Regions from separate parts of the Homo sapiens genome. Here region 2 is linked to region 1. The links are chromatin loops, found by intact Hi-C in ENCODE. Cell type or tissue: HepG2. All regions are shown on one strand. Each heading gives the region's core, and the rest is flanking DNA. Links, peaks and the distances in the headings are about the cores only.

What was found. Peaks named below come from ENCODE experiments on the same cell type or tissue, not always from the same donor. Only the 100,000 strongest peaks of a DNase experiment are listed, where the experiment ranks them.
Region 2: a loop joins it to region 1, with 10 times the contacts of the local background. A loop is called at or near these places in 3 of 110 quality-filtered maps.

What each region holds. Positions count from the first base shown.
Region 1 is chr20:57,491,363-57,499,694 of GRCh38, forward strand. CTCFL (CCCTC-binding factor like) reads right to left here. Exons shown (of 11, transcript NM_001386993.1): 11 at 5,804-7,339. The coding sequence ends at 7,188. Among named protein-coding and RNA genes, the nearest start is that of CTCFL, 30 kb to the right of the region's middle. RefSeq lists a silencer at 1,578-1,778 and enhancers at 7,499-7,548, 7,997-8,332. In HepG2, for the core only: CTCF peaks have their summits at 4,046 (motif pointing left) and 7,628 (motif pointing right); a DNase peak (open chromatin) is centred at 4,049; H3K27me3 peaks cover 968 bases.
Region 2 is chr20:57,347,627-57,355,958 of GRCh38, forward strand. It overlaps RAE1 (ribonucleic acid export 1), which reads left to right and starts at 3,629. Exons shown (of 12, transcript NM_003610.4): 1 at 3,629-3,796; 2 at 6,406-6,502; 3 at 7,086-7,190. The coding sequence starts at 6,413. RefSeq lists enhancers at 3,260-3,828, 4,019-4,098. In HepG2, for the core only: a CTCF peak has its summit at 3,604; DNase peaks (open chromatin) are centred at 3,545 and 3,965; H3K4me3 peaks cover 1,777 bases.

The DNA.
Region 1 (8,332 bases), core at 51-8,050:
CTCGGGAGGCTGAGGCAGGAGAATTGCTTGAACCCAGGAGGCAGAGGTTGCAGCCAGCAGAGATCATGCCACTGCACTCCAGCCTGGGTGACAGAATGAGACGCTGTCTAAAAAAAGAAAAAAAAAAAAAAGCCTGACAATGCCAAGTGGTGGCGAATATTTCTGATGGGGCTGTGGGCATGCTTGGACCTTGCTGGTGGGAGTGCAGAGTGGTGCATTCACGTCAGAAGACGGTTTGGCAATTTCGTATAAACATACATCTACCTAGTGACTTAGAAATCTCACCCCTAGGTATTTGCCCAAGGGAAAGAAAAATGTCTGTTTACACAAAACCTGTATGCAAATGTTTATAATGGCTTAATTCATAAACCTCTCAAATTGGAAAGAAAGCCAACGTCCTTGAACTGGTGAATGATAAAGCAATTGTGGAGCGATCAGACAATGGAATATCACTCAACAATCAAAAGAAAGGAACAGTGAGCCACCAAAGAGCAGGAAGAATCTTGAAGTCATTTGTTCAATGAAAAAAGCCACATGCAAATATATAGTGTAGGATTCCAGGTATGTGACATTCTGGAAAAGATAAAACTATATAGGACAATTGAAGCAAAATCCGGTGCTGGGGGCTGGGAGTAGGGGTAGTGCTTGACTACAAAGGAGTATTACAGAACCAAACTGGGGTCTGTTTGCCATAGTTAAACTGGACATTTACACCAAGGTTTCCAGTGATAGGAAGAAAGGTTTTTATTGTAGGGTGTCAAGTATGGAGAACTAGGCAGCTGAATGTTTAAATTCTGACCTCCCCGATGACTTGCAGGTAAGGATTTTTAAAGGTGGGTGGAAAGTAACAGTTACAGGCAAAATTATAAATTAATATAGAAGGTTCTATTGTTGGTTGGTTTAGACTTAAAAGGGCCAGCATGTCTTCAAGTGTAGGCTTACAGGTTGTAGACAGATTCAAAGGTTTTCTGATTTGCAATTGGTTAAGGAAGAGAAGCTTTGTTTAACGATCTGGGGTCAGTAGAAAAATGTTCACTGGCTAGGGGGAGTGACCGCTTAGAACAAAGGATGATGAATAAAGATTAGTTTTTACTTTTCTTAAATTTGAGGTTTATGTGTCTGGATCTGTCTGACGGGAGATCTTAGAGGGGTTCTGAGGTTTTGAACGACTCAGTAACATACGTTAAGGTGTGTCTTTGGGTTTTACAGGGAAAGTAAACATTTTGGGGACTTTAACTTTTTTAGTTATTGTCTTAGCTTATTATTTTGTTTTAGTAAGTTCTTTACTTTTGGGGCTAGCTAGGTGTCTGGATTTCTTTCTGAAGGAACTCAGGGCTTTTTATGTGTGGGGTCCACAGGCCCCTAAAAAGGGGATCCCTGTTCTAATTTTGGGAGCACAGTGGGATGCCTGGGGTGATGGAGGTGCCCCATGTCTTGGTTGAAGCGGTGATTACGTGACCATTCATTTGTCAAAACTCATAGATACTTAAAAGGGGGAATTTTACTGTATGTAAGTTATATCTCAGAAAAGTTTTTTAAAGACTTAAAAATATGTAAAACAATGCATTGTTGGAAAGTTGCACTAAGAAGAGTTCTGCTTTGCACTTCACTGAGCTCAAAAGCTGCGTGAGGAAACTCACTTCTGTTTGCCCAAGTGGAGGCCTCGCCTTCTCACGACTGATTTCTCATTCTTTATGGAATTAAAAAAACATATCTATCAGGAACTATCTACCTGTCTGCATCCATCCATCCAAACGTCTGAAGTCATCCTACTCATGGCAATACATGGTAAGGCTAATTTTTAAAAAGCACCAGTTGCTCTTATTTGGAAATGGGTCCGTATCACCAAAGGTGGAATATTACCCAGATATAAGACCAAACAAGCTCCAAACAAACTCTCAGAGTCAGACAGATGAGTTGATGAATCCTGCCCACACTCCACGTGACCGCGTCTGCCTCCAGGTGGAAGAGGAAACCGTGTAGTCAGGCCCCAAGTCTTCTTGCTGCCTCCCTCCCGTCCCCCGGGCCTTGCCTGGCCACTGCAAACCTGGGGTCTCGTTGGCTCCCCTCCCATGTCACCTGGGCATGCAATTGTGCTGGTCACTCCGTGGAGGAGGCCTGGCAAATTCCACAGCATGGGTCATGTGTCACTTCCAGAGGCTCTGGAACAAAGACTGGGTGACAGGCCAGCAGAGAGATGCTGAATTGCTCTTTTGGGTTGAACCACCCAGAATAAAATGCTAAGGGCCTGGCTACTGAGAGAATCTCCGGTTTTTTGAACATCTGTGAAAGCAGGAGGTTAAGTCTGCAGTGCCTGAGGCTGCTTGCACCACTGCGCTCCCGCCTGAGTGACACAGCAAGACCCTATCTCAAACAAAAAAACTCTTTAATTGTGCCACAGTGGATGAAAGCTGGCTGCAGAGTTCATATAGAAAGGCTGCTAATAGCTCCTCTCAGCCTCCTGAGTAGCTAGGACCACAGTCACTTGTCACTGCACCCAGCTGATTTTTTAAATTTTTATTTTCTGTAGCAATGGGGTGTCCCTATGTTGCCCATGTTGGTCTTGAGCTCCTGGGCTCAAGCTATCCTCCTGCCTCTGCTCCCAAAGTGCTGGGTGCCTGGTCTCCATTAAGATTTTTTATTTTTTTGAGACAGGGTCTCATTCCGCTGCCCAGGCTGAAGTGCAGTGAGGTCATTAAGGCTCACTGTAGCCTCAACCTCCCTGGCTCAGGTGATCCTCCCACCTCAGCCCCCTGAGTAGCTAGGACTATAGGTGCATACCACCACATCTGGCTAATTTGTGTGTGTGTGTGTGTGTGTGTGTGTGTGTGTGTGTGTGTGTGTGTGTATATATATATATATATATTTTTTTTTTTTGTAAAGACATGGTTTCACCATGTTGCCCAGACTGGTCTTTAACTCCTGGACTCAAGCAACCCTGCCCACCTTGGTCTTCCAAAGTGCTGGGATTACAGGCATGAGCCACCAGACCCAGCCTAATTAAGTTTGTTGATGGCACTTTTTGTCCTGACAAAGCGCAGTGAGCATCCCATACAGTAATCTATCTGCCATGCACAGAAAAATAAACATATGCATCTTAAAATGCTAAATTATGCATACTTTAAAAGATAATGATTTAAAGGAACCAGGTTCATAATCACACCCATGCCTTGGAAATGGTTCAAAAGTTACTAAAAATAGCATAAACTAGGCTGCTTTAGGAATTGGGGGCAGTGAACATGCAACCTGACTCTCTCTCACTTATCCATCGTGTTGAGGAGCATTTCACTCCTTAAACTTAAAATCTGTGTTTATCCGATACTGTCAATTAAAAATAAACTGCAGTGAAAGCATGAGGAGATGCGGAAAGTCGATTTGATAAGCCAAATGTCCCGAGGCTTGAATGGAACATATTTAAGCAGAACTAACAATGCCCTTTAGTGACTAATAGTCATAAAGAATGCATTTACAGGGACTATTCAATGGTTATCAGAAAAAAAATTAAACATTTATACTGGAAATAATATCTGGAAAATATCTTGCCATTTTCAAAAGGTAGGCTGTCAAACTTTATCATATAAAATGACTTCAGTTTCATCACGCCCATCCAGCCTTTTCAGTGACTGATCTCAAACAATAGAGGCTGTTAACATGCATCAGCCAGGTCTTAGGTTTGTTTAAAAGCCATCCTTTATATAGTAAAACTGTTGTCAAACAATGTTGTAATTTAAACACCCCCTCCCTGCAAAACAGAGATGTTACACTGTGCAAGAGGTGTACATTCCGGAATTATTTCCTGCTGGATCTCAAAACTATTTTAAGCAAAAGCATGTCACTCACCAAGCATTCACGAACTCAGAGCCAACTGGTGTCCTCACTCCCAGGTTTTGCAAAGGTCCCTTCTCTTCCTTGCCAAGGAAAAAATGTTCTCGTTCTGTATCGCGGAATTAATAAAATCGCCAAGACTTTGCTATAACTTTCCGTGCTTCCTACTCTCGAATAGTGAACCTGTCTCAATATCGGAAAAGACAGAAGCGACTGCCCTCTTGCGGGCACTATTGTCACTGCATCTATTTTGGTATCAAAAGCACTAACTGCACTTGAGGACCAGGTGTTTCACCTTCTTGCCAGGTGTGGGTGAGAGTCACGCACGTAACTGAGTAGGTATTGATCATCTCATCTGAATTTTGTTCTACATCTCAACAGGTGTTGCACACACGAAACACTGCAACTATTTATAAAAGTGTGCTTATAGGAGCTTTCGTCTTGAGACGGAGTCCCACTCTATTGCCCAGGCTGGAGTGCAGTGGCGCAATCTCGGCTCACTGCAACCTCCGCCTCCCGGGTTCAAGTGATTCTCCTGCCTCCGCCCCCCAAGTAGCTGGGATTACAGGCACCTGCCATCACGCCCGGCTAAATTTTATATTTTTAACAGAGATGGGATTTCACTATGTTGGCCAAGCTGGCCTCAAACTCCTGACCTCAGGTCATCCACCTGCCTCGGCCTCCCATAGTGCTGGGATTACAGGAGTGAGCCACTGCACCCGGCCTAGGAGTTTTATTTATTTATTTAAAACAGTGTTTAGATACCAACTTGGCTTGCGTTTTCAAACATATTTATGTTATCTGTTTTTGAAATTAACATACATTTGGTTGTAGTAAAATACATGATATAGTTTGGATATTTGTCCCTGGCCAAAGCTCATGTTGAATTGTAATCCCCAGTGTTGGAGGTGGGGCCTGGTAGGAGGTGACTGGATCACGGGGGCGGTTTCTTAGGAATGATTTAGCACCATCCGCTTGGTGCTGTCCTCATGACAGTGGCGGTTCTCAAGGAATCTGGTCGTTCAGAGGAGTGTGGCGCCTCCCCCTCTCTCGCTCCTGCTTTCACCATGTGACGCGCCTACTCCCTCTTCGCCTTCTGCCTTGATTGTAAGTTTCCTGAGGCCTCCCCAGAAGCCAGGCAGATACCAACATCATCCTTCCTGTACAGCCTGCGGAACTATGAGTCAATTAAAACTCTTTTCTTTATAAATTACCCAGTTTCAGGTATTTCTTTATAGCAATGTGAGAAAGGACTAACACAACATAAAATTTACCATTTTAGCTATTTTTAAATGTATGGTTCAGTGGAATGATTAGGTAGATTCACACTGTTGTGTGGCCATCACCATGACTGATCTCCAGAACTCTTTCTTCATCCCAAATAAACTGTGTCCACTAAACACTAACTCTCCATTCTCCCTCACCCCTCAGTGCTTGGCAAACATCACTTTACCGTCTGTCTCTATGACTCTGACTGTTCTAGATACCTCCTATAAGTAAGATCATATAATACTTGTCCTTTTGTGACTAGCTGATTTCACTCAGCATAACGTCCTCAAGGTTCCCCCATGTTGTAGCATGTGTGAGGGTCTCCCTCCTTTTGAAGGCTACATAATATTCCACTGCATGTATATACCACATTTTGTTTACCCATTCACCCGTCCATGGAATTTGGGTTGTTTTCATCTTTGACTATTTTGAAAAATGCTGCTATGAACATAGGTGTGCAAATACCTCTTTCAGACTCTGCTTTTAGTTCTTCTGGGTATACGGTATATCTGGAAGTGGGATTGGTGGGTCAGATACTAATGCTATTTCCATTTTTTTTTTTTTTTTTTTGAGAAACTGCCATACTGCTTTCCCCAGTGGCTGCACCATTTAACATTCCCACCAACAGTGCACAACGGTTCCAATTTCTCCACATTCTCTCCAGACAAAGAAGATGTTTTTAAAGACCAATGCTGACATATAACAAATATAGCAATTTTAAGTCATTTCATTTTATTGAATTATGTAAAACATCTTTAAATAACAGTAAAAAAATTAAGAAACCATTGCACAAATTCAGTCACAATGATGGCATACTACAGCCCACAGAATTTAAATCTCATGTGAGTTGAGTTAAATTAATTTGCTGGTACAAAGAGAATATAATGCTCTTCCTGCTGGGAAATTATTTCCACATATTCACATTGTATAGGGATTCTGAACTTGTGATATTTTCAATAAAAGGTCCATATCTTAAGAATTTGAATTTAGGGCTTATCAATGATCTTGAAATACAGGGGTGGAGACAGGTTGGCAGCAAAACAAACTGCTCAACTAAGCAATGAAGAAAAATCTGCCTCTGTATCCAGATAGAAATGAATTTCAAGTGTTAAAGAGGCATCTCTCACGCTGCTCGAGGGTGGAAAAATCTTGTCAACTGGCAAAAGGGAAATACTCACTAATCACTGGGCATTATGAAAAAGTACAAATTCCTTACAGGTACACATTTGCCTTATCTGATTTTATGTTTCTTCTCACTCTGCCAATTATTTTACAAATATAAAAAGAGTAGTTTTAGCAGAAAAAAGGGTTATGGAGTGAAATACTAATAAGCAATAATGGAATGTAACCAGGGCAATTTCATACCTGCCAAGGAGCATAATTAAAAGAGAATACAAAAATCTAAAGGTGAACCTTGCTCCTATACCAAAGTAAAATCGATTTATTCCTTATTTTCTAGTCTAATCTAGTATTTCATTTCCTACTCAGTTTTCCTTTTTATAAGAGTAAAACATTTTTTGGTTGAATTTAGAACTAATTAAAAGCATTATGGTAGCTTTAAATTTTGTAGAAAATTCATTTGTATAAAAACATTTGTCTTTAATGTTTAAAACCATATATTATTAGAAATATCATGGGTGTATATAATGCAACATAAAAATGTCCAGCTTTGACTGTGGAAGCACTAGCTGGTCTAGACTATTTTGAAATATCCAAAAATCACTACTCACTCATTGTGGGCCACCTTGCCAATATCAAGTGAATGAATCCATAGGTTTGAGGTGTTACCCTCTCATTCAAGGTTTAAAACTTTTATAAAATACCTGCAATGTTTCTTTGAAATATCCAGCTACAAACAGGAGAACAATTCTAGACACTACCTCAAACTTGTGTCATCCATTGTCATGAACTTAATTGTTTCAAAGAAAATGCTAAAAATTTCTAACTTGCTTTAGGAATTAGGGGCAGTGAACATGCAACCTGACTCTCTCTCACTTATCCATCGTGTTGAGGAGCATTTCACACCTTAAATGCTAAAAACTTCTAACTTGCTTTAGGAATTGGGGGCAGTGAACACGCAACCCGAATCCCTCTCACTTATCCATCGTGTTGAGGAGCATTTCACAGGTCACGCCTTCATCCACTTCCTCTTTGACTCTGGCTGTGGTTTCTCTGCAGGCGACAGGAAACATCTCTCCTGGGAACTGTTCTCCCTTCGTGGTGGAAGCCTCCTCAGCAGCAGCTTCTTGAGAAAAAGTCCAGGATGAGCAAATTTATCAGAAAGCTAAGGAATTGGAATTTATAAACTGTGCAAATATATTTTGGAAACCATCACTTAAATTTGAACACGGCAGCAAGCATGTTAGAAAACAATCTAATTGATAAGATGGTACTATTCTGATCTCAACTACTGCCTTCAGTCAGGGCTTCTTAGCCTCAGCGCTACAGACGTTTGGGGCCAGAGAGCTGTCTGCTGGGGGCAGGGCGCTGTTCTGGGCACTGTAGGATGTTAGCAGCGACCCTGGCCTCTACCACTAGATGCCAGTAGCACCCTCCTCTCCAGCTGCAAAAACCATAAAAATGTCTCCAGACATTGCCAGTGTCCCCTGAAGGTGACGGGGGGGGGGTGGGGGGGGGACACAGTCATTCCCAGCTGGCATCAGCTGCTATAGGTGAATGTGGATCTTACAGATTTATATCGAGGCGGATCTCAGAGATTTATATTGTGGCTGAGCTGCTCACCTAAGTCTTGTCCCAGTACCCATGTAATGATGCTGCCTACATGAAGAAAGCCAGTTGCCTGCAGGACATTTGTCCCTTTGGCCAATCGACATATACTGAGTACTGATTCTGTGGGTTGCGCGTTCTGCTAGGGATGCTGGGGCCAGCGCCAGGCGTGTATCCATAACCTGCTCCCCCTCCAGCAGCTCAGGAGCCAGTCTGCACAACTTAGTGGGTTTAAAACAGACCACTGTGAGCCGACCCATATTCAACCCTCTACTGTCCCCAACCTTTTCAGTACCAGGGAACACTCTTGTGGAAGACAATTTTTCCATGGACTGGTTGGGGTGCGGGGGTTGGTTGTGGGATGGTTCAAGCACATTACATTTCTTATGTACTTTATTTTTATTATTACATTGTGATATATAATGAAATAATTATACAGCTCACCATAATGTAGAATCAGTGGGAGCCCTGGGCTTGTTTTCCTGCATCTAGACAGTCCCATCTGGGGGTG
Region 2 (8,332 bases), core at 333-8,332, 140 kb before region 1:
GGGTCATGGTGAGGATTAAATGAGATTATCCATTTAACAAGAGTCTTGGAATATCAGCTATAATATTTGGGCGAGCATACTGCTCCTCAGTGGTTCCACTGATGGTATATGCAAAAGCAGTTTGTCAACTACATAATCCTAAACAGCGGGAAGAGTTTATAGAGCATGCTGAATAACCAGGATTATAGAGGAATCTGTATCATAATAGAGGCTTCTGGAAGATACATTGGGCGTTGAAACATAAAATGCAACAAGTATTAATAACGAACACATGTAAGATACTCTGCTTGGTGCTGCAAAGCATATACATGGAAGTAGATACAAGTTTTAAATCTAGGAATCTAGACAAGACAAATACACTATTTAATGAGGCAGAATATGCCTCGAAACCCTGAGAGAGCTTTGGGAGGGCTTTTGAGAGTTTAAAGGAAAGATAGTAAGAGGAGTTCCATTGAAAAAGGATAAGAAAATGTAGTTGAAGCACTTCTCAGAGATGAGTCCAAAGCTTTGCTGGTAGGAGGGTCAGGCACAGGACAGACATCATGGACCTACTCTGTATCAGTTGTGTGAGCTCTGGTAAGTCACATTGAGAGATGACAGCGTGCTGGCAGTCCTCACAGCCCTCGCTCGCTCTCGGGGCATCCTCTGCCTGGGCTCCCACTTTGGCGGCACTTGAGGAGCCCTTCAGCCCACCGCTGCACTGTGGGACCCCGTTTCTGGGCTGGCCAAGGCCGAAGCCCGCTCCCTCAGCTTGCAGGGAGGGGTGGAGGGAGAGGCGCGAGCGGGAACCGGGGCTGCGCGCGGCGCTTGCGGGCCAGCTGGAGTTCCGGGTGGGCGTGGGCTTGGCGGGCCCCGCACTCGGAGCAGCCGGCCGGCCCTGCTGGCCCCTGGCAATGAGGGGCTTGGCACCCGGGCCAGCGGCTGCGAAGGGTGTACTGGGTCCCCCAGCAGTGCCAGCCCACCAGCGCTGCGCTCTATTTCTCACCGGGCCTTAGCTGCCTTCCCGCAGGGCAGGGCTCGGGACCTGCAGCCTGCCATGCCTGAGCCTCCCACCCCCTCCATGGGCTCCTGTGCTGCCCGAGCCTCCCCGACGCGAGTGCCACCCCCGCTCCACGGCGCCCAGTCCCACGGACCACCCAAGGGCTGAGGAGCGCGAGCGCACGGCCTGGGACTGGTGGGCAGCTCCACCTGCAGCCCCGGTGCGGGATCCACTGGGTGAAGCCAGCTGGGCTCCTGAGTCTGGTGGGGAGGTGGAGAACCTTTATGTCTAGCTCAGGGATTGTAAATACACCAATCGACACTCTGTATCTAGCTACTCTGATGCGGCCTTGGAGAATCTTTATGTCTAGCTCAGGGATTGTAAATACACCAATCAGCACTCTGTATCTAGCTCAAGGTTTGTAAACACACCAATCAGCACCCTGTGTCTAGCTCAGGGTTTGTAAATGCACCAATGGACACTCTGTATCTGGCTACTCTGGTGGGGCCTTGGAGAACCTTTGTGTCTAGCTGAGGGATTGTAAAGGCACCAATCAGCGACCTGTCAAAACAGACCACTGGGCTCTACCAATCAGCAGGATGTGGGTGGGGCCAGATAAGAGAATAAAAGCAGGCTGCCGGAGCTAGTAGTGGCAATCTGCTCGGGGCACCTTCCACGGTGTGGGAGGTTTGTTCTTTCGCTTTTTGGGACCACGTCGTCTTTATGAGCTGTAACACTCACCGCAAAGGTCTGCAGCTTTACTCCTGAAGCCAGCGAGACCACGAGCCCGCCGGGAGGAAGGAACAACTCCAGATGCGTCGCCTTAAGAGCTGTAACACTCACTGCCCGAAGGTCTGCAGCTTCGCTTCTGAGCCAGCGAGGCCATAAACCACCAGAAGGAAGAAACTCCAAACACATCTTAACATCAGAAGGAACAGACTCCGGATGCGCTGCTTTTAAGAACTGTAACACTCACCGCGAGGCTCCGCAGCTTCATTCTTGAAGTCAGTGAGACCAAGAACCCACCAATTCCGGACACAACATCACCTCTGTCAGCTTCATTTTCCATATCTATAAAATGGAGATAATCACAATACCTATCTTTTAGGGCTGGTCTGGAAACTACAGGAGATGGAGCATCTAAAGCGCTTAGCATAGGGTGATGCTCAAAAGAGCTATTATTACCATCATCGTCTAGACTAGAGGTTCTCAGTCTTGGCTGCATCTTAGAATCACCTGGGGAGCTTTTAAAAAATATTAATTTCCTCTTTTCTAGCCCAGGCGTACTAAATCAGAATCTCTAAGGGTGCAGTGTAAACATCACAGTTTTTAAAAAGCTGCCCAGGATTCCAAATGATCTACAGCCTTGGTACTTAACTCTGGTTCACGGCCCAGCAACCTCTGCTGGGAATTTGGTAGAAATGTGGATTTTTAGGCCCATCGTAGACCTACTGAATCTGCATTTTATAAAAAGATACCCCAGATCCTAAACCTCCTTAAGAAGGTCAAGGCACGCAGACCACACTGAGTAGTGAAGGAGAGAATCCAGGGTAGCTACATAACCTCACGAAATCCCTTCCTTGTGATCTGTCTTTTCCTTCACTTCCTTCTTCAGATGCTCCTAAAAGTAGGGGTTGGGAGGAAACAACCAACTGAAATATTTGGAGTGGGCGTGTGTGAGTAATAAGAATCCCTTAACATTTCTACAGACAGTTCTATTAGTAAGAGTAGTTCACGTATGATTTCACTTGACCCTAATTAGGAACAGCCCTGGCATCATTTTCCCCACCATGCAGCAGGAAACTGAGGCCCAAAGAGCCCCGAGGTGGGCTCAGGGTACCCCAGTGGGCAAACAGGGAGAGGCCAGGGCGGGAAACCCGCGGCCGACCTCGCCTTGTTCGGAGGCAGCGTTAGAGCAGCTTCTCGGAGGTTGGCCTTGGACGTGAATTGGAAGCAATCAGAATCTTTTAGATGTTTATACATGATAAATGCAATAATTAATTCACAAGAGAAAACAGCTAGCTACCTTGCACTAGCCCTAGTTGCGGATTGATTGACTGATTTGAGATGGAGTTTCGCTCTTGTTGTCCAGACTGGAGTGCAATGGCATGGTCTCGGCTCACTGCAACCTCCACCTCCTGGGTTCAAGCGATTCTCCTGCCTTAGCCTCCCAAGCAGCTGGGATTACAGGCACCCGCCACCATGCCCGGCTAATTTTTGTATTTTTAGTACTGACGGGGGGACGGGGGGGCGGGGGGGCGGGGGGACGGGGGGCGGGGGGGGCGGGGGGGGCGGGGGGACGGGGGCGGGGGGCGGGGGGGGGCGGCGCGGGGGGGCGGGGGGGGCGGGGGGCGGGGCGGTTCACGATGTTGGCCAGACTTGTCTTGAACTCCTGACCCCAGGTGATCAGCCCGCCTCGGCCTCCCAAAGTGCTGGGATTACAGGCGTGAGCCACCGCGCCTGGCCAGTTGCGGATTTATAAAAGCAGTCGCTTAGTAACTTGCAGCGGCTACATCAACTTTGGACCAATTCGCAAACTGCTGGTGTAAAGCGTTTTTGCGCATGTGCTGTCGCCTTGCGGGAAAAGGAGCCTTTTTCTTCGACGATTTCCGGGCGACGCAGGAAGTGGCTCCAGGGCGCACGCGCGTTGTTTCCGCGGTAGTCAGGGCAGTTTCTACCGCAGGCTTAAGGAGGCTTCGGGCTCCTGGGATTTCTGTCCGCGCTCCTGGCCCTCGTCCTTCGCGCCAGAGCAGGTTCGCAAACTCCTCAGACCCTTCTGCTCCCGGCCGCCGCTTTCCGCCGGGGCGAGACCCCCAGGTAGGCCCCGTGCCGCGCGCGTCCCGTCGTTAACCGCCGCCATGGCTCCCGCAGAGGCCGAGTTGCCTCCCGGGAGCGCGCTTCTGCGGGATGCTGGGGCGCGAGCGGGACTGTTGACTAAGCTTCGTTACTGGGCCCTGGAAGCGAGGTCAGAGCTGGAAATGGCCTTAGGGGTCACCTAGGGCCTAATCCATCGTTTCTCTTGTGGGGGAACTGAGCCTCTGGGAAGGGTCACATTGCGTTAATGCAGTGTGTGTCGCCTCTGTCCCTCCCCCTTACACGTCTGGCGTCTCGTCAGATACATGTCAGCTCCTGGGAGAAGCTTTCCCTGGCCGCTTTGCAGAAGGGCGTCCCCTTTTAGCCTCTTCCACGTCAACCTGCTCCATTTCTTTCGTAGCAGTTACCAGTCTCTGAAACTAAGTCTGTTTCTGTCTTAGCCCGCCAAGTATTTATTGTATACGTATATAGGTGCCACCGTACAGGCAGTACTTCTCCAGGCAAGTAGTATTAAACACCAGCCGCCCTGGGCCAGGCATTGTACTGTGGGACCCAGTATGCATTAAGGGAAGAATCCAGGCAAGTGGCTGCCCTCTTGGAGCCAGCATTCTGGGGGGGAAGAGATTTTGAGTGTAAACAAGAAATTCCAGGGGATGTGATGGAAGATTAGATATGTTAAAGTTGGCAAAGAAGCGTCTGAGGAGGTGACTTTAAAAAAGAATACGTGTGACAGCTTTATTGAAGTATAAAATAACATTAATTTCAACCATTGAAAGTGTATATTGTGAGTTTGGAAATTTTATGCAGTTGCGTAAACATGGCAAGTTCAAATTTGGGACATTTTCATCACCCCAAGAAGTTCGGAGGAGGCAACTTTTGAACTGGGATATGAAGATTCAAACGGAGGTAGCTGTGGGGAGGGAGAAGCAAATCATCCCAAGCTGAAGGAACAGCACTAGGTTTGCTCCAAGGCAGGGATGAGCTTGTTGTGTTCAGCGGAGAAAGGAAGCCAGCAGAGCTAGGAGGGCTGGGGTGCAGCAAGGCGGGAGAGAGCGGGAAGAGATTAGGTGGGTCCCACAGATGACTGTGCCTTCTGAACTTTGGAAGCTTCCCAGTGCTCAGCATAAGGTGTGGTCCACACTGACTAACACGAACGATTCTCACCTACCATGTTCTTTTTCCTAAGTTCATCCCTAATGGCAGAAATGTTCTCTCCCAACTTGAAGGTTGAGGTAGAGGAATAGAGTGAAAGTAATATTTATTAAGAACCTGTAGTGCTTTAGGCAGTGTGTGTGTGTGGCTTCATTTAGTTCTCATAACTCTGTGAAGTAGATATTAGTGTCTCTGTTTTACAGATGAGAAAATCAAGGTTAAGTGACCCGTCCAAAGCCGTGTAACCAGCACCTGGACTGATTGCAGAAGCCTTGTCATGCCTTTGTTCGTTCATACAGCCAACTGGTGTTTCAAGTACCTCTGCATTTGAGGGCAGAAGTGTGGCCGGCAAGGACCACATCCCCTCACGTTCACTAAAATGTACATGTGCTTGTAGCTGTTGCTCTGACCTTTTGTTCTGCACTTATTTTTCATGAAGCTGAGGAAACTCAAATGCCTTCCCCAAATTCCTTGCAGTTTCTCCGTTCTGTGTTGTCTTGTTAGCAAGGATGTCACTCAGCCATTTGGCTCCCTTTGGAGAGGTGACTGGTATGGAGGACTTTTCAGCGTAACAGGTAGTAGGATTGAAATGTGGTTTCAGTGTACGTAACTCCTCGGGGAGTTGGAAGGAAAAAAGAAGGGAAAAGTCGTTTATTGTACCCACTATGAACTAGATACTGCATTTTCTACATAATCTGATTTGATCCCCAGAGCAGCCCTGGAGAATGTGTTAATGTTCTCTATGTTTGCAGAGCAGGAAAATGAAGACTGGTGAGATTAGAGTCCCAACTCCTGAGTGGCAAGAGGCCCTGACCAAACCCTGGTGGGCCTGTTAGATTATGATATTCAAGAAAAAACCCAGGGTGGGAGAGGTTCTTGCTGGGTAAATGTCCAAAACACGATGCCCGACCTTTTTAAAACTTTTACGAAGAAATTGCTGATTCGCTTCCCGGACTGGTTGTTCTAGGTAGTTTCATGCGGATGCTGACCTAAACTAGAATGTAGAAATTAGTAGGAAAGTGAATGCCCACTAGGTGGAAACCTGAAAGCACGGGGACCTGCGATCTTGTTTACTGTTATATTCCTGCTGCGCAGCTCAGGGTCTCTATGTAAAAAATGAGTGAATTTATTTTCTAGCTGGTGCCTACAAAATAATCTGCAATGTATCCATACTGGTTTATTAATGGTAACAAATGAACCGTACTAATATGAGATAATAGGGGAAACTAGATATGGAGTGTATGGGAATTCTATCTTTACTATTTCTGGAAACCTAAAACTACTCTAAAATAGAAGGTTTATGTTTTGAAAGCACTCTGCTCATTGCGCTCTTGTCTGAAAAGTGAAGCCTGGCCTCAAGCCACTTTGAGTATTTCTCTTCTGCCAGTTAATTATCTTACCATTGCCTCTCAGTGATATTAAGAGAAAACCCATCCTTAACATTTTTCATTACTTTTTAGGTTCAAAATGAGCCTGTTTGGAACAACCTCAGGTTTTGGAACCAGTGGGACCAGCATGTTTGGCAGTGCAACTACAGACAATCACAATCCCATGAAGGTACCACGAAAAGCTTCCTGGGGCTTGTAGGAAGAGTTTGGGCAGAGTTTCTCCCATCAAGGACAGAACCCGAGATGACTTGGGAGCCTCCTTTAGGCTGAAAGCTTTGAAACTTTGTCTAACTCATGTTTCTGAAACACTGGAGCACAGAAAATGTGTCCCCGTACTTGTGTCCTGTTCTTCCTGGCCTGCCAGGTCTCCAGAATCACCCAAGGTGCAGATTCCGGTGCAGATTCCCAGGGCCTGGCCCAGCCAGGACTGTTGACTCAGAATTCCCATGGTTGGAGAGAGGGGATGGCAGGTGAAAACTGTGATCTAGCACTGTGGGGCCAGAGTGAACTGGTCATTTAGAAAACAAGACCATGGGCATTTCATTAGCAGCTGCTACTGCTAGTCCTGGTGGTGCTGGTACTTTCTCTAGCTTATTTTTTACTCCTGTCTTTGATCAAAGTAAGGAAAGGTCTAATTCAGTTAGTTCTTGTACACAAGGAAAGGCCACCGTGAGGTAATTAGTGAGAAAGAAAACAATTTGGAATGAAGTTGTGAGCGTGCATACATTTTAACATTGACTTTTTTCCCGCAGGATATTGAAGTAACATCATCTCCTGATGATAGCATTGGTTGTCTGTCTTTTAGCCCACCAACCTTGCCGGGGAACTTTCTTATTGCAGGATCATGGGCTAATGATGTAAGTGCTCCTTAAATACGTGTTCTAGAAATCATCTCTCTTTGTATGGCCAAGGTTAGCTTTAGCTCCGTTGTTTCCCAAGTAAATGAATCAGTTGGACTTATTTATGGCCTTTTTTGAGAAATCAATTTAGGGGGTGTGAACCCTTCTGAATGGCAGACATTATTCTTACACCCGTTTTTGTTAGGAAAGCACAATCATATGTGTTGCTCGAAATTTTCTACTTTAGTTCAGTCTCTTGAAGTTTATTCCCAAATCAAATATCATATTCATCCAGAGTGAACATTATACCCAGTGGCACACACCAACAAATTCCCTTTCTTGGCATCCTGACAGTGTTCCTCAGGCATGTATGAAACTTTTTCAACGTTAAATAATAGCACAGATTTGCCTAGATACTTACTCATCATGTACAAAAAGAAAGACAAAAAAATTACAGTTTACTAAAAGAAAGAAAACTCTGGTAGAAAAATAAGCAAAGGGTGTAAAGAGGGACTTCACAAAAGAAAGAATAAACCTGAACCATTCATCCATGCTTGTAATCAGATAAATGCAAATTTAAGACTTTTTTTTATTAAATTAACAAAATTAAAAGTTTAAAAGAATAATAGTGCCAGCAAGGATAAGCTGAAACCCTGCATGTATGGCTGGTAGGTATGTAAGTTGGCTTTTCCACAGGATAATTGGCAATAGTTATCAAAAATCCTTCAGCTTATACCCTTTATCTCACTGATACCCTTCTGGGACTTGAGTAGGAAATCTGATAATGTACTTCATCTGCATTATCTAAATTAACCTTTATAACAGCCAAAGCACTGTGAACTTGTGAAAATTTTGAAAATTTTAATATCCAGTAGTAATGGCAATGTATAGTATGTTTGTATGATGGAATACCATTGTAAGTTTTTGGAAAAGCTTTTGAACTGTAGCCTACAGCACAGGGGCAGCAGGGGTTAGGAGAACAGGAGGGAGGATGGTAGTCAAGGTTGAGCAAGCTTGCTTTCTACATGTAATTTTTAGAAAGATTTCAGATTATTTGCTGCTTAAAAAAAGGATGTTTCAAGTTGAACAGGCTAGTGATGCAGGTGAGGAAAGCTGTAGCTGCAAAAGTGAAGACACTGTATAATCTAGTGTCTTCCAGA